Regions from separate parts of the Mus musculus genome. Here regions 1 and 3 are each linked to region 2. The links are chromatin loops, found by intact Hi-C in ENCODE. Cell type or tissue: left cerebral cortex. All regions are shown on one strand. Links, peaks and the distances in the headings refer to the core of each region. The heading gives the core; the rest is flanking DNA. Region 1 overlaps L3mbtl3 (L3MBTL3 histone methyl-lysine binding protein). Region 2 overlaps Gm29571 (predicted gene 29571). Region 3 holds the start of Gm25016 (a small nucleolar RNA gene).

Region 1 (10,578 bases), core at 1,055-9,054, 670 kb after region 2:
TCGTGGGCACCCAAACTTATTATTGAAAATAAATTGCTTTTAGAAATATAAGTTAGGGACAGGTGGATCTCTGAGTTCGAGGCCAGCCTGGTCTACAGAGCGAGTTCCAGGACAGCCAGGGCCACACAGACAAACTCTGTCTCAGAGGTGGGGAGTGGGGTAGAGTGAAAGTCTACTATGTAAGGTACAGAAAACAATTATCCAGAACAAGCTGTAATTACGATTATGTTTGAATTAAGATTCTCAATAATGATGCAATTCCTCTAATGTCCACTACACCTTTATTTTGTTTATTCATAACTAGAACGAACTCAAAGAAGTGACTTACATGGACAGAAGTACAGTCTGTGTGCTGAATCTTACTCACCAGAGCTTTGTAAATATGATCCTACTGGAGGACAGCTACTCCTGATAACTTACCTATTACCTATGGCTACCTTTATGCACATTATGGAAAAAGTTCTATTGTGGCGACACACTCCAGATGCCCTTTAAAAAGGAAATCCTATCTTAATCTGGAGACAAGAGATCCTATGCAGAGGTATACCCACTATCCACACTTTAAACTGATTTTAAATGATAGGATATTCTCATCAGGAATATGAGGTAAAGCATCTTAATAGGATGTATAACTCAATAACTCATTCTTGATCCCTCATAATTAGACATAAAGGGTATCTACTAGTTTCTCAGTAGCAGTATTCCTATAATGCAGAATGAGGGAATCCCAGTAAATGCTGAGGGGAAATTGTGAGCACGTATGCATGGGCGTGCACAGTGCTGTACACACTAATAATAATAGAGCTAATAACGGCTGCCTTGTGAGGAATCTTCCACATGCATACTCATAACAAAAATACACCCAAGTCACACTTCCTGCGCAGATAATGGGATGACAGCATGGACGTAGAGTGTCTGATGCTTTGCCTTTACACATAGCACTGCGGAAGGCCTCTTACCTCTTTGAACAGCTTCGTAGGCACAGCCACTGCTTTCTCCTCCTCCAGGTAGGAAGCCCAACACCAGGTCTTCTTGCCTTTAGGAGGCAAGCCTGAAAGACAATACACCAAATAAGAGGCTTTCCAAAGCTACGAAATCAATGAAATGCCCCAGGACATCTGTCTTCTGCAGCCAGTGGGGTTTCTGGCTCTTCCTTTCCGTGGCTGACATGTCCCTCCTTTTCTGGTCCCTGTTCCAGAGGAACAATAACTGGGAAGTCTGATGACGCACGAGGGAACGCGCTTGGCATACATGAAGAGAAGCTACAGAAAGTAACATTGTCTAGAACCGACATGGTCATGTGTTGCTTGTTCTCACGCCATGGACAGCTGGGGATAGGAAACCACTGAGTGGTTATCCAATATCTGCTCATCTTGGAGATGAAATAAACATTGATGTGGTGACAGGCAGATTCATTAGGTACAAAACAATGCATATGTGATAAAGATCAGAAGCCTCTGGATTAAATGGCTCTGGATCAGAAGGTGCTCGAACGGGGAAGGGGGGTCGGGCATGTGACAGGATCGCTCGTAGCAGCACCGGAAGCGCTTGTGAGTCCCCAGGGATGTGTCAAGCCCGTTTGGAGCACATTAACAGAAGGGAACGTGAACGGTTACGAAAAAGAAATACTGACTGAAAGCAAGGCGTACACGAGCCACCGCTTTGGAATCTCACACTGAGGGCTTTCGGAGGACAGGAGACAGAATCTGAAGGGCGAGGCAACACCACGCTACGTGACTAGAGATTTCATATACTTCCCTTAGTCACCCAAAAGGACCAACCAGACAGAAAGGTATCTTAAAGCGCCTGGATGCAGGGTCACTGGGTTCACAGCCCCTCCAGGGAAGAGTGAAGGCCTGAAGGTTGGTAGCTGGGCTGCACAGATCTCTACTGACCTCGAGCAAAGACCCGGCAGGGCACAAGCATCCGGCCATGTGAAGTAAAGCAGAGAGGAGCTTATGTGGAAATGACCTGAGAGCCAATCCCAAGAAGGAGGAGGGTTTATCCAACCAACCAGCAAGGAAGAGGACCTGAGATCGACTGGGTTTATAAGCTCTGGCTTTAAGGGAAGCAGGAAGAGACAGGGCCACTCTGGAAGCATGTGCTTGAGAGAGCACAATTGAACATGTAACATCTTGGGAAATGGGTAAAGGGGCAGAAGCAGGAACTACCCCCTTGATGGATATACTTGTAAATAAAAGGAGGTATTCCATACATACATGGTAACAACTTGAAAATTAGTGAACTTTCCTAAACGGTTACGTCAAGCCTTCGTTTTTATGGAGAAAAACCACACCAAGGAGAAACTCAAAGAATTCTCTGTGACTGTGGAGTACGATAAAAGACTGGACGTTCCTGTGACACATTTCAGGGCCACTGAGTCAGCACAACATTTCCATCATCAGCTCACCTTGCTTTAAGACGGCAGAATCCCCGCGTCTTTTCCTTCTGGCTCTCTGAGAACCCCTCAGGATCCTTCCATCTTGTTTGTTCTCCTAGAGCGAGAAAGAAAAGTTTTACATTTACAGGATCATGAGGTTGGTCTCCAGGAAAATTTTGAGGTCTGTCAAAAAGCTTTTTGCTGTGGATCTGTGTTTCCGTTTCACTTCCTAGCTCTTAAAGAAAACACTATGGTCCGCTTGAGAGCATGTTGGTTTTGAACTGAGTCACTGGAAGAGAGCATTTCCAGTTGCTCTTTGGAAGAGCTCCCTCCTCCTTAAAACATCCTGGTCTTAGCTCCATGACTCTGCCTGCTCTCCTCAGACCTACTGGTCTCTTACCCAGGCTCACTGCTGATGCCTGCACCCATTCAACCTCTATTCCACTCTAGCCTGGAGGTGCGAGGAGGGGTAGGAACAACTTGAAGTGCTACTGAGCTCAGAGGAAGGCCCTGGGTGCCATTCCTCGAGCTCTTGCCAGTCTTCCTGTGAGTCAGGATCTCCCAGTGGCTAGCACTTCAGGTCAGTGAGCTCCAGGAATCCTTCTGCCTCCACAGCCACTAGGAGCTACGGTCCCTACCTTTTTGTACAGGTCCTGGAAATCAAAACTTAGGTCCTTATATTCACACGGCAAATGCTTTACTGACAACCATCCCCCCATCCCTCGAGATCATCTGTATCCTAAATAACCTCATCCTCTATCGCTAGCTTCCTTTTCCTGACTTCATGTTTCTGTCTGTCTGCCTAACACGTTTGAGATGTGGAGGTACCAAGTGCAACAAACTCTGCACCCCCTGAAAGGCCTCTGCAGAGCTTTTTTTTCCATCACCCTTGAGTTCACATTCCAGGCATTTGTTCAATCCAGAAATCTGCAGTTCTTAGAATCCCTGATTCTTCTCTTCTTATATCCTCAGAACCCTACCTAACTCTAACAAAAACCACCTAATCTAACCTCACATGACCCTCTACCACGTAAGGGCTATGACACTGCAAGATTATCTAACTGCTTTTCCTGACTATACCCCTACTTATCTGGGTCAAAGCAAACTGGTCATGCCAAAACAAATCCAACACAGCATCCCCTTGCCTTTAACTTCACAGTGTTTTCCCACTATACTCAGGAAGCCATAAAGTTGACCTGATCCAGTCACACTGGCCTCAGCTTCCTCATTCCGCTTTGCCCTAATCCTCTGTGCACCTGTGACTTTGATGTCCGTCCCTCCTACCTAATGAGCTACAGCTGTACTCACTTTGGGTTGTGTCTTGCAAAGTGCTCAATGCACATAGCTGGCTCCTCCTCACGGTTCACATCTCAACGTTCCTGTCTTGCTTGGAGCCCTCCCGTAATAGCCAACGTAAGCTAGTTAGCCAATCCTAATGCTCTATGTTAAATGCCAACATAGCACTGAGGAGAAACTGATATCGGTTCTTTTGCATATCATGCCTCCTTAGCCAGAGCACAAGGTCTTCAGGAAGAAGGACCTAATTCCAGCTACATGTCTTACTCCTCCGTATTGCCAACCCATTGAATCTCGGGACAGAAATGATCCCTTAACTAGCATTCACTAACTCGAACAACTGACTCCAGAACAGATCTGGTGGCCAGCGGCAGCCCAAGATGACTGCGCATGCCTCTGAATGGACACATAAGGGCTACTAACCATTTCATCATCTCTCTCTTCTCCATCGTCCTTGGAGTCCGCCTTCAGAGACAATTTTGGCTTTTTCTTTCGACTACACTTAGGATCTTCCTCATCGTTGTCTTCGCCTCCATCCCGTTCATCCTTTTGATCTCTGTTGTGTTTATAACCCCAAAACAGTGACAGGAAACAACACCCATCAAACATCTACATGTGGACTATCGATGCAAAAATTATTTTTAAAAAATGCTCTCCAAAGGAAATGTTTAATTACCAAGAGTGGTCCATAGGCATTAGCATATCATACATATAGAGAACATTAAATCATAGTTCATAGATCTGTCTGCATACATAGAAACTGGAAATTGTTTTATATATTAATTTCAAAAGGGAACTAGCAATATATATACTATGGATCCTAATGAGTTTATAATGGCTTGTCTGCCATGATAATAAAAGAATCAATTATTTACAGATATATGTTTCCAGGGCAAATAGAAACCAAAGTCCTAGCAATTTTAAGATTGGCAAATCTAGTAGAAAAGACCAATGGTAAATTTGTAATCAGTTTGCCAATACAAAACAATCAGCAATTTCTACATTGATTAGGATATGTGAGAATCTCCACTGAAACATAAAAGCCAAGGGACTAGAAAGATGGCTCCATGGCTAAGAACAATGGCTGCTCTTTCAAAGGACCCAGGTTCTATTCCAAACACCACCTGGTGGCTCATAATTGTCTATAAATACAGTTCTAGGGAAACTGAAGACCCCTTTTGACATCTGAGGCATGCATGTGGTACATAGATATACATGTAGGCAAAATATCTATATAACTACATTTTTGTTTGTTTGTTTTGTTTTTTTTTTTTTTTTTTTTTTTTTTTTGAGACAGGGTTTCTCTGTGTAGTCCTGGCTGACCTGGAACTCACTCTGTAGACCAGGCTGGCCTCGAACTCAGAAATTCGCCTGCCTCTGCCTCCCAAGTGCTGGGATTAAAGCCACCACCGCCCAGCTATAACTACATTAAAAAAAAATTAAACTAGATTTAAAAATAAATGTCAAGTCATTTATTTTGTCCTATACTATTATATGCAAGGAACACATCTTTTTGTTCCTAGGTTGCATTTTGTTAAATAGTCCTCGGATGGGTTGGTGGCACACTGTGTGCACACTGAAGCCATCCTATGAGGACCTACTATATTATCTCTAGTTCCAAGGAGTTGACTGCCCATCTTACCAGTGGTACCTCTATTCTCTGTGTGGTGTTTCAACAGAGTTACCTCAGGATTCCAAAAAATATAAACAAGTGTGTTATGAGTATCAGTACCATCTAACTGTGTCCATAGGTCAGAAATACCTGAGCACTCTTTATTTGAAACAATGAAATTAATGGCAACAGTGGTCGACCACAGAGACAGAACATTACTACTGTGATGGACCAAGTGTGAGAGAAGGCACTACATCTAATGCAGGGGTCAAGGCCCATCTGTTACTGGAGAGAAAGTCTAAGAGACAAGTTTGAGGGGGGAAACAGATGTCCTATGGTACACAGTCTCCCCAGATCCTGTGATCTGGAAGTCTCTGATCCACTTTAGAGATGGAAGGGAAAGGGACCTACTTGTCTTTGGCATGCCGAGCACAATTCTGGCTGCAATACTTTCCTCCCGAAAGACATTCATCTCCGTTGCCATACTGACAACAGTTCTCACAAAACTGAAGCCCGTCTGCTTTTGATTGCTCCTTCAGCCTGAAGGGTACCCCAGTCTTCTCTGAAAAGACTAGAAGATGAAAAGAAGACGAAATATTACAACCAAGCTAGAAGGCATGTATATTTAAACTTTCTCTTCTACTAATTTTGTTAGCAGCACAATAAAGAATAATGTTTGTTGAATGAATCAGTGATTGAACGATAAAGTTGGGGGGAGGGGCTAAGCTTGGCAGTAATCAGTTGAATCAGTTCTACTAAAAAAAAAAAAAAAATCTTGAAAAAGGGCCTGTGGGAAAGCAGAGGCAGGCAGATTTCTTTGAGTGTGAGATTTGCTTGTCTACATAGTAAGACCTATCTCAACAGTAACACATCTCCAAAGAGGATAAGCATGAGAACTTGGCTTTCTCCATAGAGTTCAAAATAGAATAAAAATAACTGGAATTAGTTACTAGATTTAATACTATTGGTCTACAAGTTCCAATCTACACGTCAATCTTGGATAAAGCTAAAAAGCTCACGCGTGTTGTTTCATGTGTACAACATTTTGATGAGAGCGGTTTTTACTTAGTTGTCTAAATTAACACATACAATTTTAATGTAATTAATCTCCTGGATCATAATTATCCGAATTATTTAGGACCTCATATTCCCTTCTGCCCGAATCATTCAGCAAACATTTGTTAGTCACCAATTTATACTGGACACTGATTATGTCAGTGTGGACCTTGTCCAAGACAGCTCACAGGCTAGAAGAGAAGCCACACAAGAAACCTGGTGCTTATAATCGTGTGGATGCATGCAGTCATAGAAGTGCAAGGAAGTTTTTGAACTGCAGAGGAAGAAGTGGTTCACTCAGCCAGGGGTAAGGTCGAGAAAAAGTTTCTGACACAGCCCCTCATCAGGGTTTTTAAGGCAAAAAAAAAAAAAAAAAAAAAAAAAAAGACAAAGAAAGAAATGGCCTCTAAATCAGAAACAAACAAACAAACAAACCAAATCCGGCATGAACAAAGGCAGGGAAGCAGAAACCACAGGATGATCTGGGACAGTGACATGTAGGTCCATACTGCTTGAGCCATAAGCACAAGACACAGAGAAGGTGACAGAGTTGCAAGCAGAGAAGTTGCACAGAGAAGCAAGCAGGTGGGAGCAAGCCTCCAGGTCTTTGAAGTCTTTGCTAGGTCAGCAAAGGCAAGGAGAAATGAACAAGGAAGCAAGTGAGCAGTCTACATAAGCCCCGCTGACGTCAGGGTGCAGGATAAATCGGGGAGGGGTGAGTTAGAAGCGATGATTATTTAAGAGCCTTCTATGATAGATTAAGTGAGGGTTAGAGGCCTAAAGTCAGGGAGTTGCTGTAGTGACAGCCAGATCTGAGACACATTTAGGGAATAAAAACCGAGAGCATTAGAAAACCGATGGGTGAAACAAATTCGGGATGACTCCTCGATTTCTTGATTATGCACCGTGTAGATGGCGCTACCATCGGCTGAAATACGGGTTACTGAGGAAAAGAGCAGGTTTAGGAAAAGGGAGAAAGAAAAGGAAAATAAATTGCATTTCAGACTTGTGGAGTTTGAGGTACCTGTGGGACATCCAGGTGGAGATGTCCAGTAGGCAGGTGGAAATACGGGCCTGGAGCTCGGGGGAGAAGTCGGGGCTGGAGATAGATCGGAATCATCAGCATATATGTGTAACTTAAAACTATCGGAGTAGAAAAAAATAACAAAGTGCCAGGCTTTTTGGCTGAATCAACTAGGAAGGCCATTATCAACTTGGGTTTACTTGAAAATTTGCAACTAACTTTGTGCTATTACAGATCTGGCACTAGAAATGAGGCAGTTTATAATTATTTTAAAATAGAAAGTCTGGCTCCTGTCTGTTTCATTACAAAAAAAAAAAATTATATAGGAACATGAAACACAGAAGTAACCCAGGGCTTTCAAAGTCTGGCCTCCTATAAAAGTCTGGTTTCAAAGCACTCAATGCGAAGATCTAAGCAGCGGTTGGGTGGCCTTACCGTCTTGAGCAGTTGGGACCATCCATGTGGTAGTGGCTGTAGCTTTCTTAACACTTTCCATCTCGCTTTCGTCTGTGATAACTTCCAAAGCTCCAAACTCATTTACTCGAAACTGGCAAGAACATGGAAGAGAAAAACACGGAAATTTATAAGGAAACTCCTGGGGTGTTATTTATTTCACTGCAGACACACAGGCTTTTAGCACACTAAGCACCTGCCAGGAGTGGAACAATTCTATTTTGGATGAGTTTTTTAATAACAGTAAGCCCCCCCCTTTTTTAAATAAATTTGGGGCTGAGAGGGATTAGAAGGCAACAGTAGGTGCCCCTACAGCCATGCATATAGAAAGTGGCCCAACACTTCTAACTGGTACTTCTGACACATTTTTATTAAGATTTTTATTTATTTAATACTAGGGTTCTTTTAGGATTTAAATATTATATGTAAGTACACTGTAGCTGTCTTCAGACACACCAGAAGAGGGCGTCAGATCTTGTTACAGATGGTTGTGAGCCACCATGTGGTTGCTGGGAATTGAACTCAGGACCTTCAGAAGAGCAGTCAGTGCTTTTACCTGCTGAGCCATCTCTCCAGCCCCCTACTATTATTTACTTAGCAAAGTTACAAAAGGGGAATTCTCCCCTCTATCCCCTAGGAATTGATTCATCTCACTAGAGCAGGCATAGTTCAAAGAGAAGGACATAATGGCCCTTCACCTTTCTCCTTATATCCAAGATGAAAATGCATAAGCTATACCCTCCCCAGCACCACACTTCCATTTTCTTTCACTACTCTCAAAAATTCTCCACCAATTTTAGCTCCAGGTTTCCCAAGCAGCAAGGAGAAAATGAATAAATAACCATAAGAACTGAACAAGTCTACCACATGCCAGCATGCCAGCAGGTCACGGAAGAGAAAGGTCACTCCCAAGTCCTGGAGTTCTCCTTCCTGACCCTACAAGCTTCCGGTCACCCCATGCCAGCTGCACAGAAAGCAGGTTTCTGCACCAACCGGTTTCTATTCAAGAAGGCTTAAATTACTGCTGTTGTACCATGGCAGGGACTCTGTTCTCTCTGACTCAAAAATTCATGGATCTAAATGTTTTTCTTCACTCTTTATACTTTCCATAAAACAGAATAGCAATCAGGATTCATGGCTGTTAGCAGGATATATATATATATATATATATATATTCCACACTCATTGTATAAAATCATTAAATACTTTCTAGATGGAATGAATTGAAATAGTTTAGGAATATGGGAGTGTCTACTCCCTTTTATGTATTCTGAAAATAAATTCACAGGCAATGTGCATCGCATAAGTAGTGTCCATGCCAGTTCAGAAAATAGTGAAAGTCCATTTCATGGACAAGAACTAAAAATAACTTTTTTGAAAAAAGAAAACTTAAAGTTCACACACAAAAAAAGAATTACTCAACTAGCAACTCTTCAAAGTAAGGCTGACAGTACCATCTACTGGGCAAGAGTAGATAAAACAAGCCACTACAATCATTATTTAATGATATTAAAGAAAGTGATACAAAAATCACTTCTGAGTTCAGTTTTTCAATGATTCACTAAGAAGGGTAATTCTTTTGTTACTTGTAATTCACACTAACATATTCTTACTTGACAAGTGCAAGATGTGAGAAATTGCACCAGACATTTAGAGTAGACAGAAGGGATCCTAATGGTTGCTAAGTTGCAAACCACCCTGCATTATAAACACCCCAAAAAGGACACCAGACCGAATCTCTTGTTGGAAAGTGCAGGTCCGACACTTGGAAGGGTAAATACTCTTGAAGCTAAAAGGTAATAATATCTCTACGAACACACTTAACCTTAGCCATCTTCTCCTCTGCTAACATTACTGCCATAACGGACAGCCTAAGTACAAAGCAGACATGCGGTGTCACTTGGGGACACAGCCCCGAGCCAGAGACCAAGGATGGACACCAAGGGCTGATGCCTGAAACAGGTGTAAGAGGAAGCTATATGCACACTTGCAGGGCTAGGATCCGTAGGCTTCACCATACCTCAAAGGTACCCTAAAACCCCAAAACTTAGACAACATCTGCCCTCCCTGTGATTCTTCAGCTCGGGTATGAAACCCTCAAAGTGTGCTCAGCTCACTCTACGTAAAAAGGCAGATAGATTGAAGTTTCTGGTGGCGTTCTCTTCCTAGATTTTGGATGTGCTAATGAAACTAGATGACCAATGACAGGATTCCAGAAAGACCAATGCATTTCCTTCTGTTTCCCCAGTTAAACTCGCAGGTTCTCTAAGTTTTTATGAAGGCTTTGGAGTGATATAAAATTTCTCAAGTGCTCCACTCTCCAACTGAGTATATCAAATGATAAACTTTTTTTTTTTTTTTGAGACAGGGTTTCTCTGTGTAGCCCTGGCTGTCCTGAAACTCACTCTGTGGACCAGGCTGGCCTCGAACTCAGAAATCCGTCTGCCTCTGCCTCCCAAGTGCTGGGATTAAAGGCGTGCAGCACCACTGCCCGGCCAAATTATAAACTTTTACAAAAGCAATTAATTAAGTGAGACAAAGATAAGGTTGGCATGGCAGCTTTTTCTACGTATGAATCCATCCAGGTCAGTAATGAAAGAATGACGCTTCAGATATCTGCACAGCCACAAGGCTTTGTTTATCTGGCTTGCCCTGAGCCACCTTTGCTGATGCTGTCCTTTATTTTTGCATGTAGGGGCAGAAGCTCTTGACCTTCTTTGGGGTCTCTTTAATATTAGAAAACTAAAAGGAACTATC
Region 2 (10,578 bases), core at 1,611-9,610:
GCAGACTCAAGTGACACTACGTGACCTCACCCCCAAAATTATTTCTGATTGTATATAAAGATGCCAACAGCCAATAGCTGGGCAGAAGAGACACAGGCAGGTTTTAGGGTTCCTGAGCTTGGGAGGTGGAGAGAAAACCATGAGGAAGAGAAGAAAAAGGAGAAAGAAAAAGGTTAGGATTCACAAAAACGTGGCCCTGAGGACTGGCCAATTGGAGTTAAGACCAACTCCAGATGAAACATGGTAAGTAATAACTGGGGGTTATCAATAGGACACAGATTTTAATAGCAAAGAGGCTAGATATCTGCCCAGCTTTAGTGTCGACTAAGATTTATTGTAAATATAACGGTTGTACATGTCTTTTATCTGGGAACTAAATGGTCAAAGGCAGGGTAGAAACCCCAGTTTGGGATTTAAAATTTCTACAACATTGGTCAGTCTATTGACATAGAAGGAGGAGGAGCTTCTGGGTTCTATCCCACCCAGAAGATTCCTGTAAACAACCGCAGTGAAACTCATTAGGTCCTTCCTCCACCCACTGAAAGGACCTGAAGTTAAAGGAAGGTTAGCAGGTTAGCTGGAAAGAGTCAGTGGAGGAAGGGAAGACAAAAGAGAATAGTAGATATGTGTGTGTGAGCGTGTGTATGTGCGTGTGTGTGTGTGTGTGTGTGTGTGTGTGTTTGTGTGGGTGTGTATGATCGAAACACATTATGTCACAATGAAACCCATTATTATGCAATACTAATAATACATGCTAACAAAAACATTAAACTGAAGAAATGTATCTCTGAGATGTCTTATGAGCAAAGAATTGAATGAGGTTTAAGCCTGCATGAAGTTGAAGAGTAGATGGGAAAATAACCTCTCTTTATTGGTGCTTTCCAAAGAAGACTATATCCAATCTGGCTTAGATCTGTACCCAACATCTGGAGGCTGCTGCATGGGCATTGGGGAGCAGAGAGCCTGGTGGTTTCCATAGCCTGGAACCCTATGGATAGACAGGAATCTTGTCTCCAGAGAAAGGAAGTATGTTTGTTCCCCTTTACCATGAAACTGTGTCTTAAAACAGCAGAAATGTATTTCTATAGTTTTGGAGGATAGAAGGTCAAAAAAAAAAAAAAAGTTCTTTGCAAAGGCCCTAAAGGGAATCTTTATTCTCTTTCAGATTTTGGTGGCTCCTGGTCTTCTTAAGTGAGTGGCAGTATGACTCCAAGCTTTTTCCTGTGTCTCCACAAGGTCTCTCTCCTTATATGTGTCTTTGTTCCTTTGGGGGGGTCTCTTATTTGAACACTGTCATTAACATTAGTGCTTGGCCTAACCTAGTTTGATAGTCTTAAATTTTATCTTCCCTTTACCTATAAAATCCCTATTTCTAAATAAAGGTATAGTCTGTGATGTACAGAGCACAAAAATCTTGGAGTAAAGAAAGCCCCACTTCACTTACTATATGAGAGAAGAGTGGGTGGTGTTCCCAGGGGTTGGGGAAGGTCTGTAAAGGTGTCTCCTGTGAGATATATTGGGAAATGAGGGTATAAGTGACTTCGTGGTGGATCTCACAGTCTAGGAGTAGAGACAGGCTGATAAGTGCCTATAGTGCAGTGAGAGTTAATGGTAGATTATATAACACTAACTTAGAGGGGGAGTGTGCCTAGGGATGCAAGATGAGGTCATCTCAATGAGGGGATATTGAGTTGTCTTGAGCAAAGCATAGAAATACTGATGAATGCTAGATTCAAAATTGAGGCAATCCTTTTTTTTTTTTTTACAACCTTAAAAAATCAAGGTCTTTGCATTTCACTAGATTGCATCCTCTTTTCCATAGGAAGGCACTTGAGTATATATTACAGAACTGACATGGGTTTGAAAGCTGCGTATGGGCCCATTAATTTTTGGTAGACACCTATTTCTTGCTCCTAGAATCATAGTTGTTGCTTGATGTTTCTTCTTGGCCCATTGCTCCTTCTCTAGTTTTCTATTAACCACTTAATTTAATAAACCTTCATCTGTACTGACAATAAATGTGTTAATATTCCTCCATATCACAATAAGTGGCCTTTCATGGTGTGGCTAGTAGCCATGTCTCTGATACACTAGAGTTCTATCTCTTGGTGCAGATATGAAAGGTGTTGCTTCCCATGAGGTCTTTCTCACAGAGGGCCAAGAGGTTCCCGAAGTGCCTAGACAGGTACTTCTTGTCATTTAGCAGACTGTTTGTCTACAGTCTGAAAGTGGCCCAAATTTTCATAGAAATTGGAAACTCAGGGGGTATCAAAAGGCCAAAGTTTCTTGCTTAAAAGGTTTTCTGGTCCCAGGTTTTATTTGCTATTATAAGAATCAGCCTTCATAGCATTGTTAATATGAATGTCTACAGACATGGTATTTTTCCTGATTTATTGCTTGACATTTAGTTCTTCAATCTTAATGTCTAGATTTTTTTTTCTTTTTTCAATTCCATCTTTAGCTTTGTCAACAATGGGATTCAAATGATGAAATTTAATTATTTGAGATATACAGTGAGTCCATGTGATTCCACTATAAAAAAGAACAGAAAAAAAAAAAAAAAAGAAGAAAAGAATGGGCTGAGAAGATGGCCTGGTGGGTAAGGACTTGTCAGGCAAGTGTGAAGATCTGAATTCAACTCTCCAGCATCTACGTAGAGCTCAGTGTAGAGCATGGGTCTGTAATTCCAGGGTTCTTAAAGTGAGATGGGCGGTAGAGTTGGGGGGGGGTCCTCAGAAGCTTGGGGGCCAGCCTGGTCTGTGCGATAACATAGAACAAAGACTCTATCTCATACAGGGAGGAAGTTGAGGACCAACACCCAAGGATGTCCTGTGACCCCCATGGATGTGTGGTGGAATGCACATACCTGGTAATACACATGTTACACACATATCATCATCACACACAAAGAAAAGAGAAAGGAAGAGTATATTAAAGAAATTAGAGGGAGAAAAGAGTTGACAGACGTGCTAAGAAAATTCATGTAATCACAAAGCATTCTTTATGTGACATTTAAACAGAAAGTCTGTTCACATCGAAAGTCAAGGCAGACGGCGGAGAAATACAATAATTAAGAAGAAGATCATTGGTCTGCACCCACTTCCCATGCTGGTTCTCATTGAACTTAGTGTCACTTCATTCATATTTAAAAGCAGACCAATTCAGTTTATCTTTGCTATCTCAGAACATTATTGTAGCCTTTGTCCTAAACACTGAAGTACCGACATAGTGATTCCTGGGCCTCTTGGTTTTCTTGATCCAGAGCTTCTGTCATGGCATTTCTACATTCTTGTGTGTGTGTGTGTGTGTGTGTGTGTGTGTGTAAAATCATGAACTAGAACCACAAACCATGAATAATTAGGAAGAAACTCCCCTGTGGATTTTCAGAGGACTGGGGATGTTCCAGCATAGGATTCTATATTTTCTTCAACTGTGCAGTGTTTGGAAAGAACAGTTTTATTAAGTATCCCTGGAGCTGGAGCTATTCAAGCAGTTCCTATTGACTCTTGCATTAAAGTGGTGTGCATGCCAGGGGGCACTGTAGAATCAGGCAGAGTATTTGATGTCTTTTAGGAAATTTAGAGAAGCGTATGGAAGGACCCTTTTGCAATCTGTGATATTTAGAGTGTGGGCTTCCTCATGGCAGACCTGGGCTTACATCTGGCTTGATGACCTCCCGGCCGAGTCCTTTGTAAATAACTCCTTCCACATCTGTCTCCTCCACCCGAAAGCAGGGAAGAGACGCTCCTTTGTTTCTCCATGATCATTAGATGCAATGCCAGAGCATTTCTCTGCCCTCATCTTTCCTGCTAGTCTTCAGAGCCAGCCCACACTGCCTTCCCTAGGCCAGTCTCATACCTTGCCACTACTGATTTTTTTTTTTAATTTTATCTTATTTTTTATTTATCACACAAGTCAGAAGAGGACACAACATTATTTTTACTGTCACTCTAAGACAAACACTTTGCCACCTCCAAAGCGTCCACATCATCCAAGCATTAACCCTGCCATTTGGACAGAACCTCTGGTTCTTTTGGGGTTCTGGATCTGAATATTAGAACACCTGTGCAGGGGTGGAGGGTGGGGTTCTATGTGGCTGCTCTGCTGCCTCCTCAAATTCATTATCTGCTCTGTTTCCAGGTGGGACTTATCACCTTATTCCCAGAGCTGGGTTTTCCTTCTCTTGTTCTGTATTAATGACACGATATTTTTAGCTATCCTAGAGAAAACAGAATTATCTTCAATGCATCCTTTTAGCCATCCTAGAGAAAACAAAATTTATATTCAATGGCTTCTTCTCCTTGAATCTTTATGTTAGAAACTGAAATTCATGTCTATCCCTTTTCTTCTCCTCATTCCTCGATCCTGTGTGTATCAAGTACATTTATGAAGCCCCTTGTTTGCTCCTCTGCAGCAAGCTCATTGTGATTGTTGGCATCTCAGTGTTATCCACATAGAAAAACGGTGAAGCCAAATATAAAGGCTCAACGCTGGAAACACCCATTCTGGATATGAATCCCGTTGCTGTGAATTCCTCCCACAGTTCACCAGCTTTACCCAGCCCCAGACATCTCATCTGGACGGGGAACACTGATAGTACTTGCCTCATGAGGCCATTAAGATTTAGTGCTTTAGCTCATGTCGACTGTTGAAGAAGCCCCAGTGTGCAGTAGATATGATACACGTGAGAGGTTACACATGAGAGGCACTAACCAGCTCCCGCTTCCTCTCTCTGCAGCTGGATCCCTTTCTTTACCTAAACAAAGCTGTCAGGAGATCGATCGGTTCCATTTGGCTGTGTGCTCATTCTCTCCCAAATACGGGTGTTCTCTGCCTGGCGTGCCAGACGCTGTCAAACTCACCTCTCACTTTTGCTAACCTCCTCCTCGTCCAGAGGGCACATCTCCAGGTGGCTCACTTCTTTCCAGTGTTTGTCTCCTGTGTGTCAAGATAGGCATTTTCCTGAACTGTCCTCTGACGGCTCTGAGGTGTAAAACATTCATTTATTTGGGGGCATCTCATACATGTTCACTGCATCTCAATCATTCCAGTCCCCCTCCATCACTCCCAATTCATGTTTGTTACTTACATGTGTATTCATAGGTATATGTACACATGTATGGATATGCACATGTGTGTATAACCTACTGAGCCAGTGAGCCTGTACTAGATCCTTTAGCTCCACAATCTCTCCCAGTCTTCTGGACTTGCCAGTCCTGCTCACACATGACTAACTCATGCATGTGTCATGAGTGTAAGACTTTATGTAACTTGCCCAAGGTCAGAGAGATTTGCATCAGTTTACATGACCCCCTTGCCTGGGCACACGGACACTTAGCATACCCCACAATATAAATAAGGGCACAGCAGAGCTGAGCTTCGATCTTGGATTTTTGTCCAAGTCTACACACACACACACACACACACACACACACACACACAGCTTGATTTGTGGGTTCAGAGCAACTACAACTAGCAGGGGCTTATTCCATCAAAGGGGGCGTGTAAGGCAGGACCTGCCTCTTACAGTCGAAGCAGAAACTACGATGAAGCTGTTTTTGTTCCGTCTCTAGGTTTAAGCACGTGAATTTAGTTGAGCCGATCAGAAGCACTTGGCTGAGCCTTGCGCCTGGTCAGATGGTTTTGTAAGGAAGCAGGCACATTGGAAGAAGCACCAGCAATTCCTTGCGTGGTGTGATACAGAATCCCAGATTCACTCTGTGGTGGGTACTGGTAGCTCCCGGGGTCCTCCCCAGCAGAGGACTATGGGAGGATACATGTCATCCTGGCTCTGGAGAGGCAAAGAAAGCTCCCTACAGCTCTCCTCCAGACAGCCTATCCAAATGTCTGCACGCCAGGTTAAGTAAGAGACGCCATCTCAAAATGTAATGCATAGAGCAACGGAAGAAGGCAGTCAACGCTGGCTTCTGACAGCTTACACAACCACATACACATCAGGTGACGGGGAGAATGGTAATGTTCTTCACAAGTTCATAAACTCCAAACCATCTACTCCAAACCAAAGTTGCCCAACAAAGGCAGACACTGACAAGACTTCTCCAGGGAAAACATCAGCACAAAAGAGATGTGATAACCCAGGCTCTTGCGCGCCTTCATTTCAGCCTGCTTCACAGTGACATGCGCAGTATGAAGCAGCCCTGAAATGGAAGCAGCCTGTATTTGCAAGCGGAATGAGTGGTGCTTTGAAGGTGATAGATAGAATAAGATTCAGCTTGCCTGCACAGGATTATCTAGTTTGCATTAATTGACGTGGGAAGACCCACCATAACTGTGGGCAGGACCTTTCATTTGCCTTGGATTCTAGACTGTGCAAATGGAGAAAACGGGGTGAAGCACAGGCTGATTGCTCTTTCCAGTGTGGGTGTAAACAGCCACTTCAAACTCCTGCTGCCCTGACTCCCACTGCCATAATGGACTAAACTCTGAACTGTGCTCTAAAATAAACTCATTCCCTCATAAGTTGCTTTTGTCACGCTATTTATCACAGCAACAGGAGAAGAAACTGAGAGGTAGTTGGGGCACCTGATACCTGATTTAAATTTTAACTGAAATGTTTTCACCAAAAGGGGTACATGCTGTACCCCAAAGAACTCCATCTGAAATTGGCCATACAGTAGAATAAGGGCAGTTAATTTTAGAAGGAGACATTTTCCATTTAAAAGATCTTAACTGGAACAATCACTATTACAACTTCAGCAAAGGGCCAGCAAGATGTCTCAGTAGCTGCAGGTGCTTGCTAACTTTGCTCCCCAGAACCAATGTAAAGGTGGAATGAAAGAACCAACTCCCGCAAACTTGTCACACACCAGTAATAATAATAATGATAATAGTCAAAGTAGCAAGAAATTCCAGATTAAAAAAATAATAAACCTTATAAGTTATTTCATGAAATCTTGGAGTGCTTTAGTTCCAGCGAAGTGTCTTTGTCCCATTTGCTGAAGCAAGCGGTAAACTGTGGAGAAATAACAACCCTGATGAACCATGCTTGTCTAGCAATAAGCTATGCTCTGGAAGGGGGAGGGGCCATCCAAGACTTTCATCATTGCTACACGCTGTGGTTAATCATTTAAAGGAAAAATTAGCCTCCCCCCCCCCCCAATTTTTAAGTACCATCCAGAGCTCTGGATCTTTCAGGAGTGCTGGGCCAGTGGATAAAACATATGCTGCTTTCTCTTCCTGATGGAAGTTGAGTTGCTTCTGGGCCATTTGTGAACCACCTGGTGCTCAAAGACCAATGTGGAAATCCAGCAAGCTGTTTCCATGGTGATGAGGCTTCCTCTTTCTGGCAACCACTCCTCCCCCCAGCCTCCTATCCTTTTCAACTGTCAGGAGTTTAGATTTGCTGTAAAGAGCAGGAATAATGATAACACAAGTGCAGCGTTCTCTCTCTCTCTCTCTCTCTCTCTCTCTCTCTCTCTCTCTCTCTCTCCAGGGTACTCTCCAGGTGTATCTACTATATGCCAAAAATCAGCGGGGAATCCCCTTTGCGCACAGGTGGAGATGCTCAGACATATTAGGATCTGTATTAGATCAGTGTTCTATAGTAGAACAGAGTGATAGAATGATAAAGCGAGATTCAATAGATTGGCTGACATGATCAAGGTCTAGACAAATCACTGATTGCTGCCTTCACCCTAGAGATGCAAAGAACCCAAAAGCTGTCCAGTCCACAAGGCCAGAAGCCTTAGCAGTCTCAGTATGGTGGTAAAAGCCTGGAGGACTTGTGGAGGATCTTCAGTCCACACTAGAAGGCAGAAGCGGAGTTCTAATGCCAGTTTGTGCTCAGTAATCCCCAGTTAATGTAATCAGGATGGTGTGGTGGTTCTCATCGTCGATGCTAGGGTCATAGGATCTACTTGGAGAAATTGTGAGAATTATAAGTCACGCTTGAAGCATTCTGGGGGGGGGGAGGTGTTTAGTAAATGCTACTTGGGTGCCTGGAGAACCTGGGATATATATATGGTACTAGGAAGTGACATAGCAGAATGCTGGCTCCTGTGTCACCTGTGGCGTGAGTCCCAACGCCTTGCTTATCACATGGTTTTTATTGCCGTTAATGACATGCCAACCCAGGTAGTATAAAGGAAGGGTCTCACCTGGACTTACGGTCAGCATCTGATTATTTACACTGGGACATAGGAAGCATCCCAAATTTCAGTGAAAATGCGCATATCAGCCATATGTTTAAAGTCTTATCAGTTGACTGAAGCATTTTATTATTGAAAGACTAAGCTGTTCTGAATTAATGGTGGCTGTTAAAGCTGTTAAATTGACACACCAAGACGGTTACGGTGAGCATTAAAATGGTCATCGAGTAAATGGGGAACGTGTTTGGAAGTTAACCAGCATTAACTTTGATTCTTTCCTTATATGGTGTTGAAAGGATCATTATTTATCTTTTTTTGGAGGGGGGAGGGCAATACCACGGATCCGGACCCAGGGCCTGGATCCACGGGCTTGGGAAGAGCTTTACCGCTGAGCTCTACATACGTCCAGGCTTCTGTTCACTTTTGTTTCTGCAACAGAGCCTCACCAAGCTGCTAAAGCAGGCCTGATTCTCTGAAGTCTGCTGAGCAGCTGGAATTATGGACCTGAACGATCAGACTTGACCATTATATACCTTTGAGCAAAGAAACTATGACAATTTGAATAGTAATATAAGTTGGCATGAGAGTAGATTATATTAAAATCCTACATTCATTGTTTTGGTATACTGATACATTTTAAAAATAATTTTTAGGCACTGTGTTTAATTTGAACTTCTACCTGGGTCCTGATTCTTGTAAAAAAAAAAAAATAGGAGGAGAATTTTAAAATACAGGATGTCAAAATTTCCACCTCAGACTTTATAAAGAAGAGCACCATGTACATGGTGCAGCTAGCACGAGTCCCTTTTTGATGTTGACGGGATAAAGATGTAAAGAAGAAGAAGGAGGAAAATGATCAGGGAAAAGGTGGCCTCTCCAGAATGTACCATATTGCCAACCAAACCGTAGAAAGAGATTTACACACACACACACACAAAAGCCTTAAGAAGATTATTGTTTTATAGATGACTTTTCAGAGGCTTCAGTGGGAAGTAGAAGATGGGTGAATAGATTGCTCCAGCCCTCCAGTCAGTGCTCATAAAACGGGGTGAAGGTTTCTCTTCTTTGCTTTTCTGACTGTATGGGTGTAAAGGCACAGAGTTGCTTACAGAAAGCACGCTCTGGATTTCAACCCACCACCAGTCTCCGAAGGACCCTGATCACTTCCTGTCCAGAGGCCTCGCTGATATTTCTATTTTCCTTAAGTTTCTAATTTTTTAATTAAAAAATGTTCCAAATAGTGTACTTTGATCATATTTCCCCGCCTCCAACTACTCCCAGGTAATTTCCACCATCCATGCAACTTCATGTAAATGTGTTCTCTCTTTGTCTCCAAACCACACAAGAAACAAGAACAAACCAACAACAAACAAGTGACTGAGAAACAAAAATCAAGACAAGCAGGCAAAAGACTCACAAGACGGGGAAAAAAGGCAAAGCAAAGCAAAGCAAAGCAACAGGAAAAAAAAAAAGTACACATTGAATTTGTTTTATGTTGGCCAACCATTTCCGGGGCCTGTCCTGGAGTGTGGTTCATAAGCCAAGTGAAATTCCATCGGAAAAATGGATCTATTGGAGATGACTTCCTGTTATGTGTGGGACTTCTCTGTCAACTTCTCCCCTATAGCCCTGGGACCCATACTGGCATGGACTTGTGCAGGCCGGCTGCATGCTTCACAGTCTCCGTGAGTCCGTATGTGCACCAGTCCTGTGGTGGTTGGAAGACATTGTCTCCTCGGTATTCCCCATCACCTCTGGCTTTCCTCTTCCTCTCCACCAGAGCTCCCTGAACCTGAGCAGAGAGATTTGATGAAGATGCCTGTCAGCACGTTGTCCTACTATGGATCTCTGTGTTGCTTCCCATCTACTCCCAGAAGCTTCTCCGATGTGGGTCGAGTGCATCACTGATCTATAGATATAGCAGCATGTCACCATGCTGACTGACATTTCTTAAAACTTAGAAATGAGTGAAGGGCTTCGCACACACTGAAGCAAGGGCAGCTCTGGGCCCTGATCACTTCCTGTCCAGAGGCCTCGCTGATATTTCTATTTTCCTTAAGTTTCTAATTTTTTAATTAAAAAATGTTCCAAATAGTGTACTTTGATCATATTTCCCCGCCTCCAACTACTCCCAGGTAATTTCCACCATCCATGCAACTTCATGTAAATGTGTTCTCTCTTTGTCTCCAAACCACACAAGAAACAAGAACAAACCAACAACAAACAAGTGACTGAGAAACAAAAATCAAGACAAGCAGGCAAAAGACTCACAAGACGGGGAAAAAAGGCAAAGCAAAGCATAGCAAAGCAACAGGAAAAAAAAAAGTACACATTGCATCCTTGCTTTTCCTCACGGAGAGCTTTCTTCTTGCCAGTTTTCTACAGAGTCACTGGTAATGTTCGCTGTTTTGCTCAACCCAGAGTGCTTCCCCTCATTTTCAGGGGTATGAAAAGGTCTATTAAAAAGGCT
Region 3 (10,578 bases), core at 1,769-9,768, 410 kb before region 2:
TTCCCATTGTGTTACCGTTATAAATGATGCTCCATTAGGAACCTGGGTACTTCAAACTTATCTACTTTTATTTTTTACATTTATTTACATTTGTGCATGTGCGTGCACATACATGATCAAATGTCACAACGACTGTAGGGCAGTCAGAGGACAACCTGCAGGAACTGGTTCCTCTCCCTCTAACATGTGAGCCAAGAGAACCCACTCAGATCACGGGGCTTGTGGCAAGCGCCTGTACCCACAAGACCACCTCACGGGCCTCCATTATCTACCATATGTTTATTCTGATACTTTCTCTAACAACCTTACTGAACTCTACACCGGGCTTTAACGGTCTTTCTTCTTCTTTGAACTTCTATCATTTGTTCTGCTTTGTGAGTAATGGAAGAATATTCTAATAATCTCTGTCAAGAATAACACCCCTAAACTCCCAAAATTCAACCTACTGTTCTCTGGCCATTACTAACCCTTACAGCTTTCTCATTTGTAGGTTTCTACTAATACTAACCTTCAGCCCTCTTGTCCCAGTCTCCCAATATTAACCTCTCTCCATCCTACTTCATTCTATAGTAGAAATCAGATAACATGCCACCAGACGCACTTAGCACTCTGTGTCAATCAATCTCCACGCTGCTGGTCCCTTTAATTCAACTGCCTGTAAAGGTCAAGCATGCATTAACTCAGCTTCCTCGCTCCACTCCACGCTTAGAATCGTACTGAGAAAATAAGAAAGTAGGAGTTCTGGAATATCATCCTAAACACGCTTGCAGCGATGTCCCATCCCATCATACACAGCTCACAAAATTCCCCCCTCTGTTTCCCTTGCCCACTACTTAAAGCTTTTACCATTAGTCTAAAATCATTCTGCACTGTTTTTTGTTTTTTTGTTTTTCTGGGGTTTTGTTGTTGTTGTTGTTGTTCACTTAGTAAATTAATTTCCTCTTACTGATACTCCTAGGTGTGTAATTTAAACTCCAACAAAACTATACTACAGGCCAGGTGGCGTCGTCAGGAGAGGCGCTTGCCGTGAAAGCCCAGCAGCTTAAATTTGATTCCCAACAGCCATGTAAAAGCAGGAGGAGAAAACTAAGATAAGAGTTGCCCACACAACTATTAATTGACCTCCACACAAGTGTGCTGCACGTGCACTTCCACACTGACACAGAGGACAAATAGAATATGCTGCAAATACCCTCACTGCTCAGCTCAGTGCTCCATCTCCTGTGAAAATGTCCTCTGAAGTACAAATTTCTGGTTTCTTTAAAAACTCAGTTATGTCATGAGATATTTTCTGGAAACTATCTTGTGAGAGGGCATGTGATGTTTTGCTGAAAACGTACACCTGAGAGGGACCATGGTGTTTAGAAAGAACATAAATAGAACCCCACAGACAGTAAGAGGATGCCCTTGACTGCTATGCCATGTACAACTTTGGTGGTCTTCATTCAGGACGTTCTTGCATTTCTACGCTGTGCAGTGCCTCACTGCTCTTCCCTTGTCTGTCCTGGTTTTCACTTTGTAGAGAGAAACACCAAAGGGCTTCTCGTGGCACTCCTGCCGCTAATTTTGGCCGCTTCCACCGACTGGTGCCAATTCAGTGGAGCCTTGCTCTTTCTGTTGTATACTGCTATTGCTTCTGGCTTCTGGTTCATGTTTGGTGTTTGCTACTGGACTGGCCTGTTGATATTGAGGCCCCAAGGAAATATTTATAAACAGGTCCACAACTCCCTTTTCTTATTAACCTTCTTTTTCCCCTACCTTTGGTTCGTGGGCTAGAAGGGAGGTTGAAGCATTTATGAAAAAGTAGGTTTTGAAAAATCTAAGCCTACAGTCCTCCATACATAAGCTTCTCCTACGATTCCTTAGTGCATGGCTCCACCTCAAGGTATAGACACCATTGCCTTCCATGACATCTGCTCATCTATGTGTTCTGTGAAAGACTATTCCTCAGACGACCAAGAAGTGCATTTCAGTGTTTGTTTATCCCAAGCAACTGCTTAAGCAAAGTGATGAATGGTCCCGCTAAAGTACAATCCCTTCACCCTGGAATTATATAAAAGAAATGAGTTTAGGAGAAATGAATTTAGGGAAAATAAATTTATCAAAATCTTAGTTAAGACAAATTTGAGCCGGGTGTGGTGGTGCACGCCTTTAATCCCAGCACTTGGGAGGCAGAGGCAGGCAGATTTCTGAGTTCGAGGCCAGCCTGGTCTACAAAGTAAGTTCCAGGACAGCCAGGGCTACACAGAGAAACCCTGTCTCAAAAAAAAAAAAAAAAAAAAAAAAGACAAATTTGACTGTAACATCAATAGCAAATTTTACATTCACTAGATAAAATGCTCATATGTAAAATATTTTTTCACATAAACAATAGAAAAATCTTTTACTGAAAGTTAAACAGCACTTTGCTTACTATACCTGAATGGATAGCAACTAGACAAACTTCAGCTCCTCCCAGGACAGTATTGTTGGCACCACTGCTGTGCCTTCTATAGTCACGGGTAGTCTGAGTAGTGAGAATCCTATGACAACATTGCCACTCACAAAACACTAATCTCACATTCTCTTTTTAAATGTTTTATTGGTTCTTTGTGAATTTCACATCATGTACCCCAATCTCACTCACCTTGCCCTTTGCCCTTGAACACTACCCCCTAACACAGAAAAACAAAAGCTTTCTGTGGACACTGTAGTGTGTTGCCATGTGTCCCAAATGTGTGAGCTCTACCGTGCTGCCCAGGTGAGGTACAGGACCTGCTCTCCCAAGTGCTGCAGTAGGGGAGGGGCAGGAGCAGATCTTCTGCTCTTATGACCCCAGGTCCATGTCTCCTACCTGCTGCCAGTGTACTGGGGCAAGGGGGAAGGAGGATATCGCTCCCTTGTCCATACCTCTGCATGAGAAACAAGTGGTAGGGCCAGCTCTTCCTAGATCTTATCCTCAGGGCCAGCTCACCTACAACTCCCACAAAGTGTGGGGGCCCCACTTTCCTGAGTACTGCAGCTGGATAGAGGTGGCATCAGCTCACCTGCTCTCCTGTCCCCAAGGCCAGGTCTCCCACTATACCCAGTGAGAGGTGGGACCAGTTCTGCACAGCCCTCAGTCATCAGCATGTCCCCAGGCAGCAGCCCAGACCAGGGACATCCACCTGGCCCTTGGTGCTAACAGACCCCTGCTGCTTCAGGGCCACAGACTCAGACATGACCCCCAGTGCCAGCACAGGCCAGGACCCCACCATGGTCCCAGATGGCATCACCAGCTACTAACATCAGGCTGTTCCTCACTGCACTTGAGTCTCTGGTTCTGCCTCTCTTCATTGTGCCCACATCCTTCTGCTTCTCTTTCTCTTCTATTTCTCTGCCACTGACTTGCTCCTCTTAGTGGCACTTGGGGTCTCTGAGTGTCTGGGGTCATCTCAGGAGTGGTCTCGGGAGTGCTGTGCTGTGCTCATGCAGTACGGCACCAGGCAGGGGTCATCTCGGTCATCGTCTTCCCTCCCGGGCCTGCACAGTGCCAGGCTGGTGGTAGTCTCAGGCTCCCTTTTCTCAGGGAGTGTTAGACTACTGTTCACTTAGATGTTCATAGGTTAGAACACTGAGCCTAGACATAGGATTTCTCTCCTCTGCCACCCACTTACACACACACAGGACTCGGCAGCCACACCTGGCACCTGCAGGGCAGGTCAAATTCTTTAAAGCATAGAAGAAACACCAACCATGAAAACCAACTGCCACTCCACCCAGCCTTCCACTAAAGTGTGCTTTTAAGTAAGCAACTATTAACACACAGAGGTAATATACTGTGAAGAATAAAAGCATGTCCTAAAGGGTCACAGACAATATGATCTTCTCTTTATCATGTTAAAACCAACTAAAATAAATATGCATATATTTTAAGAGAATACAAGGACCCAGCTTCAGGATGGCGGCCAAATTAAATGGAGACAGACCCAGAAAGAGATTGTAGGGATAACAACAATCTGTGGAAACCTTAGCTTTCATTTTAGTACTAGACATTCAGTTCCTACATTATTTTTTAAGTAGTTAAAAGGAGAGGGAATAAGGGAGGTAGAGGGGTAAAGAGGAAGAAGGAAGAAAAGGGAGGAGAGAAAAAGAGATAAGTAGAGGAGAAAAGTCAAAAGAGAAAAGCAAACCACACATATACCAAACACTGACAGTGTTTCAGACCAAAGAGGAGTGAGCATTCGCGATGGCACAAGACAGCGCCACACAGCACTGAGTGCAGTGTGCAGCCTAACACTAACCTACTATCTCCCAGTCAAACCCAAAGCTCACCCACCCATCCAACCCCCACTTTGTCGCAATTGAGTGTGTTTGTTATAAGTGGCCTATAATGAATGTGGGGCCTCAGACTCTCCTAAGTAGACATTCTCCTCAGCAAAAAACTAGCCAAAGGGAAGGAGGGGGCTGTACAAATGAAAACGTGACTAATCTTCATTGATTGGCTCTCTGTAATAGAGGTGACAGTTCCCACAGGCCTCTGAGTAGCAATGGTGATTGTCTCTCATTCTCTCGATGCTTACCAAGGGCTGATCATATGTAAAATCTCATAAGCAAAGGACTTACAGTTCATACTTGAATCCAGTCTAGTATTTCCCTAGAAAGCTCCAGAATCAAGAGTCTCCTCAAGAGGACCTCCCAGGCTTTTAGCCACTGCTCACACAACAAACACCAAAGCGGTTCATGTGCAGTGAGGTTATACTGATTCTCCAAATTAGAAGACACCAGATCTCCATGACAGCCACTGGCAAAAACACACATGGGGTTTCCTGAGTGCAACACTGTCCGTCTTACCTGCTATCTCCAGGAGTGCGCTAACATGGTCTCCATCTGCCAGCTTCACAAAGCCAACCTGACCTTGGAAAGTGCCAATCCCTTGGAAGGGCAAAGCCAAGTGTTTCCCTTCAAGGATCTCCTCAACGAATGGCTTCAATTCCAAAAGTGCATCGGTACCGCTAGTGAGAGATGACGTTTCAGCATGGCATAAAAAGCAAAATAGAAAAATAAAATAAATATGGAATAAAGAAATCCAATTTTTTGAAAATAAATTGTATATTATAGTAATTATTTCAAAGTTCAAAATATCATTTAAATCTAACCTATGTTTAAAAACCAATATTAATCTTTAGACAACTATAGAAGTGACTTAAGTCTTTTCCTAGTTATAATTACTATTAAAGACATAAAAGCAGATCGTATTTCATTATTCATCAAGAAACTTCTAAGTCAGATGTGGTAGTACACACCTGTAAACATGGAACTCTGGAGGCTGAGGCAGGAGGACAGCAAATTTGAGTTTGAGGCCAAGCTGGACCACAGTAGTAGACTACAACAAGACCTTAACTCAAAATAAACAAATAATAAACTGCTAACCAAGAAAACACTACCGGAATAACTGAAAGTGCTGTGTGCACAGCTCTGCTGTGGAGCACCTGCTGGCTGTGTGCGAGGGCCTACCTAGATTCAGTCTCCAGTCCTAGATCCAATCTATCCCTCCAGGGTAGAGAGAGAATTAAAACTACATTTTTACTAATTTTTTACTAATGATATATCCCAAACCAACCTACCACACACAAGAACTTTGCTAGGTTGTGAGGAATGTTCTAACCTTCTGTTTGTTTTTTGTTTCCAGGGGTGGGGTTTCAGGCAGGTTCTCATGTACAGAAGGATGGTTCTGAACGTGTGGCCACCCTGCTACCACTTCCCAGATGTTAGGGTGACAGGCACGCACCATGCCCAGTTTCAAACCCAGGCTGTGTCTGACAGAGCAGACAAGCACTTTACCAACCAAACCATGTCCCCAGCCCAAGTCCTAGATTCAAAACAAAACAGAAGAAAAACAGGACTCACTGTTTGCAATGCATTCCACTAAAACTGAAATAGGCATTTTCTCTCAAAATACAACACTCTTTGTGATATGATTTCTTAAAACTGGGTTCAAATAAAGTATAAGTTTATCTATATCTGCCAACCAGAGCTAACAGTTTGTTAGAGCTGTTTAGCCCGTGTTCACTTATGGCCACTTTGTGTTTCAAATCTTCATTGCTCTTTATACTTCGAATCAGATACGAGCAAACTGTGCACAGTCTTAAACTTAGGGTCAATCACTTCCACTTCCGGCTCAAAAAGAATTCTGGTGGGTGTAGCTTAGCATGAGAAAAAATTAAACTCTCACTAGAGGGCAGCAATTGCTTAAAAAAGAAATGAACGCAGGCGGTTTGGAGAGGCTTTTCAAACTGTCTAACAAACCTGCCTCTGGATCAAGGCAGTCAAATACACGAAATACAGATTTCTGTAGTGTTTTCATATTTCTAAATCTTCACACCCAAGCTCTGAAGGAACCCATGCATGCACTTCAGCCACACCGCAGAGATAACGTAATGCTGGAGAACTGCTTTTACATGCCAGCGTTTCTCCCTGCGCCTCCACGGCTACCTCTGAAGTCAGGTGTGCCTAACTGCATTCGCAGCCATGGGACACAGACACACTCCTAGTCCAACGCTGCCCTTCCCTTCGCTGAATTCTGTGAGGCAAAGCACGGGATCACAGAGCACTCACACACATACAGTAGACTGAAGGAATTAACACAAGACATCCAGTCCCATGGAACTATAAACCACAAGCTAAGGCAAACCATGAGAGAGAGACTAAGACCTCCCAGAAGCAATGAATCTGCAGAGTCCTGGTAAAGGAAACAGGCGGCCTACACAGTGCTGGCATTCAGTTATCTGGCTGAATAAAGCAAAGCATTTACCTAATGAGGCGCTATTGATCCAGTGGGTGCCTTAGGAAGCACTGCTATTAGATCCTTCTAAACATGGGTTCTCAAGAGTGCTTTGTGAAAGACTTCTATATACTTAAGTTTATTCTTTAACTTAAGTAAAGGTTTTTAATTTTTAAAAAAAGAGTATATGCATAACAAAACAGAACTCTGAAACTGAGTTCAGGACAGCTGATATTCAAATTAAGCTAGGACAACTATCTTATCAATTAACAGCTGCTTTATCCTAAAATATTTCTACTTCTTCCTTCTACACTGTGAAGACTCAAAAGGACCTCATATAATAGCTACCAAAACCAGTTCATGATTTTAAAAATGTCTGTTGGATATATTCAACATCCAATCTATTGACTAAACCCTATTCTTTTTTTTTAAGATTTATATATTTAATGCATATAAGTACACTGTCGCTATTTTCAAACACACCAGAAGAGGGCATCAGATCCCATTATAGATTGTTGTGAGCCACCATGTAGGTGCTGAGAATTGAACTCAGGAACTTTGGAAGAGCAGTCAGTGCTCTTAACCACTGAGCCATCTCACCAGTCCAAGATCCTAAACTTTGAAGAATTAAAATGAATATGGACTAGGAACTAATCCAAATAGCTAACATACTATACAATATGAGATGAAAAAACAAAGTTAGACTAGGGGTACTTAAAAAATCATTCACATTAAAAACTGTCTCTCCAGAAAATGCCATCCATTTTCTAGTTAGACGCCCAGACAGAAGACACACCTTGCATCACACCATCTCTTAGAAGTTGACAGCTCTGCTCCTCCAGATGTGGGCAGGTTTCATGAAATCAGCTGAAACCCTTGGAGAAAAGACTTGGGGCCAAAGGAATTCTATTCCCAGACTGCCTTTGGATTGAGCCCATAGCACAAACTCTTCTGGCTCCCCAGCCTTCCAGTCTTCCCAATAGATTTCAGACTTACCAACACTCACAACCATGTGAGCCAGTTCTGTGAATGAATCTCTACATAGGCAGCTATTTCTACTTGGATGGATAGAGAACGGGAATTTGTGTGCTCATACCCGACCTGTTCTGTCCTTAGAGAACCCTGACAATTGATAAAGTAGGACAACTGTTGCTATGGACCAATCCATCACACAGGGTGAGATTCTGCCCAACTACTCTCACTCCGGGGCACACCTTTGGTTTGTCTTCCTTGAGAAGCATCAAAGCATTTGTTTCTTCTTATGATTGGTATATTGATAAGCTGAAATAAAGCAAGAAATATCTCTGCTTCTCTCTGCCCTTGAAGGTCATAAAGATCAGAAGACTGCTGGCTGTCACACAAGGGTCGACTGCGTCAAGACCTTAACTACATTCATCATAATGTGGCCAACCGTGAATTACTAATGTATTTTCTTTTCCTCTCTTCTATGTTTCCCTCACCCTCTCCCCAACTCAAGCCTTTTCTTCATTCCCTCAGGAGCCATATGGGTCAGAAACAGGAATAATCCTTTGTTCATCCTTGCTTTGGTTTTCCAAAGAATTCAAGCTTGAACTTAATACATCAAAAGCCACAGGAGACAGCAAGGAATTCTACAATCAGTGACTTACAGTCAACCTTTATGGACTGTGGAGTGGAGGCGTGGAATGGAATAGCATGGCCCTGAGAGTGAGTGGGGCAAGCTGAACCAGAAATGCCCACCCCACCCCAGGAAAGTAACAGCTCTGATGACGGACAGCCACGAGTAAGAGCCTGCTGGGGCACATGCTAGGCTCTTGCTTGTACTGACACTGTTTACTGGGATAGCAGGCATATGTCAGGCTGCTAAGAAAGGGTGGCTCTGTCAGAGTTCCTGAATCTCCACCTAGAGACTCTGCTTAGACTCTAGCATCAGATGCCGGAGTGTTCTAGATAATTAACGTAGGCACTAAACCTGTGTAACCGAACGATGCCACTGATAACAGAGTGAACAGAGCATCTTGATTACGAGTACTGAACCAGCATGTAGTGGAACCTGTCTTAACCTCAGTCAGCTGAGGCCAGAGGTCAGAAGTCCAGGGCCACACTTGACACATCCGGTCCACATTATATAGAACAAAAAATGAAAAGCCCTGTCTGCATTGACTTGCAGTCACCATGGTCAGGAAGAAGACTAGTTCATTAAATTCCCATGCCTCGTTGGGCTCACAATGCTTGCTCACAGTGGAGTAATAATAGGGAAAGTAATATGCAGGGAAGACGGTACTCACATATTTACTTCATCTTCGTTTAATAACTGCATCACTAGCAAGGTAATATGAAAGGAGCCGTCGCCCACCATGGCTTTGGTCAGTCGCTTATCCTGCTGTAGTATCGAATTTTGCAAGACTTTAATTCCGGTTGTAATCTAATCACACATACAAAAAAAAAAAAAAAAAGACTTAAGGAAAAATTTAAATCAGTAAGAAAAATAAGCATCAAACTACCAAAATTAAAGTGAAGATGAGATTCCACAACTAAATAAACACGCAATTATTTGTTTAGTTGATCCCTCACTTGCTAGAGAGTTAACTGGATTCTTGGTATGATATATAAACATAGACAGGCAGAAATGTGTGTGCATCTTGCAAGCATGGAGCACAAGGCTCTTTCTTTGCAGAGTGAGTCACTGACTGAGTGGGAAAACTCCCTGTGGCCACACATTCTTTTAGAAATGTGTCCTTGTAATATGGATCTGACTCACTAATTATGAACATTCCTAAGAGAAAAGCTTTATTCTTCCACAGAAAGGTCAAATCAGCAGACAACATTCCATTTCTGTTAGAAGTAATATTTATTTGTCCCACAGTGAATGCGTTGGATCTCTTCCTTGCTGCCTTTAAGGTTTTCTGGGATAGGAGGAATTCCAATAAGAATGATTGTTGCCATGTTTTCCTAACTTGTGAGAGGTGGGGCATAACCACGGAGACAGAGCTGAAGGCTTCCAAGTCTGACCTTATGCATTCAGGGGAAAGCCCCTCAGCTCGGGCTGCTCTCTGACTTCCCTCTCAGTACCTGGGAAGTACTGAGATCTTCTGGATCGGGAAGAGGGACAATGTATCTCCCTCCTCCATTTCCTGTTAGAGTCATAGATTCTAGCCAACTTGTAAATGGCAGTGTACTATGAAATAAAACAGCAAGCCCCAAGAAAGGCCGCAGAGAATTCATAAAAGCCTCAGGACAACAGAATTACTGAGAGAAAAGGAAAGGCTGTGCTCGCAATAGGAGCAGCATCCAGTGAAACAAAACAGAACAGGCAGGGATAAGGAGAGAGGGGGTCACGAGCCTAGCAGGCTGTTCTGATTCTGGAGTGGCTGTGTGACCCTGAACAATGCCCGCATTATCCATCTGTGGATTGCACTGAGCAAGTCGGAAGACGCCGTCCTAGGCTTTCTCCTTGAATCAGCCTCCAAGTCCCATGCTTTAGACCCCTTTTTGTCCCTGTAGAACCCGATCTGAGAAGAAGCTTGAGAAGTCACTTTGGTCACTTTGGTGAAAACCTCCCATCCCTGGTACCCTGACTACTGTCCCTGTGGCCTTCCTTCAGCCGTGGTTCTGCCAGCAATGACCTTAGCACTGTCCCTTGTTACAAAGTTCAACTGTACTTCTACGCCGGAATAAAGCCCATCTCGCTCAGTAAGGCCATTACCTACCTCCTATATCCCACTCCTGTGTCCATGGAGCCTGGTACAGTGAAAACAAATCTAGCCTTAAAATTGTCCGAGGAGGGGGCTGGAGAGGGGGTCTCAGCAGTTGTTCTCCCAGAGGACCCAGGTTTGGTTGTCAGCACCCTCGTAGCA

What was found. Peaks named below come from ENCODE experiments on the same cell type or tissue, not always from the same donor. Only the 100,000 strongest peaks of a DNase experiment are listed, where the experiment ranks them.
Region 1: it touches region 2 in a loop (5-fold over the local background); 25 of 42 quality-filtered maps call a loop at or near these places.
Region 3: a loop joins it to region 2, with 3 times the contacts of the local background. A loop is called at or near these places in 9 of 42 quality-filtered maps.

The regions. Positions count from the first base shown.
Region 1 is chr10:26,336,809-26,347,386 of GRCm38, forward strand. It overlaps L3mbtl3 (L3MBTL3 histone methyl-lysine binding protein), which reads right to left. Exons shown (of 22, transcript NM_001359254.1): 3 at 7,804-7,915; 4 at 7,369-7,443; 5 at 5,700-5,859; 6 at 4,100-4,232; 7 at 2,411-2,495; 8 at 960-1,051. Among named protein-coding and RNA genes, the nearest start is that of L3mbtl3, 32 kb to the right of the region's middle. In left cerebral cortex, for the core only: no CTCF peak of the experiment used is centred there; no DNase peak of the experiment used is centred there.
Region 2 is chr10:25,670,798-25,681,375 of GRCm38, forward strand. It overlaps Gm29571 (predicted gene 29571), which reads left to right. Exons shown (of 4, transcript NR_136909.1): 4 at 1,166-2,546. Among named protein-coding and RNA genes, the nearest start is that of Gm36543, 38 kb to the right of the region's middle. In left cerebral cortex, for the core only: no CTCF peak of the experiment used is centred there; DNase peaks (open chromatin) are centred at 4,672, 6,049 and 7,278.
Region 3 is chr10:25,262,496-25,273,073 of GRCm38, forward strand. Akap7 (A kinase (PRKA) anchor protein 7) reads right to left here. Exons shown (of 8, transcript NM_001379238.1): 4 at 9,010-9,146; 5 at 4,813-4,973. It overlaps Gm25016 (a small nucleolar RNA gene), which reads right to left and starts at 3,680; the gene lies at 3,550-3,680. In left cerebral cortex, for the core only: CTCF peaks have their summits at 6,185 (motif pointing right) and 7,215 (motif pointing right); DNase peaks (open chromatin) are centred at 6,192 and 9,413; H3K27ac peaks cover 180 bases.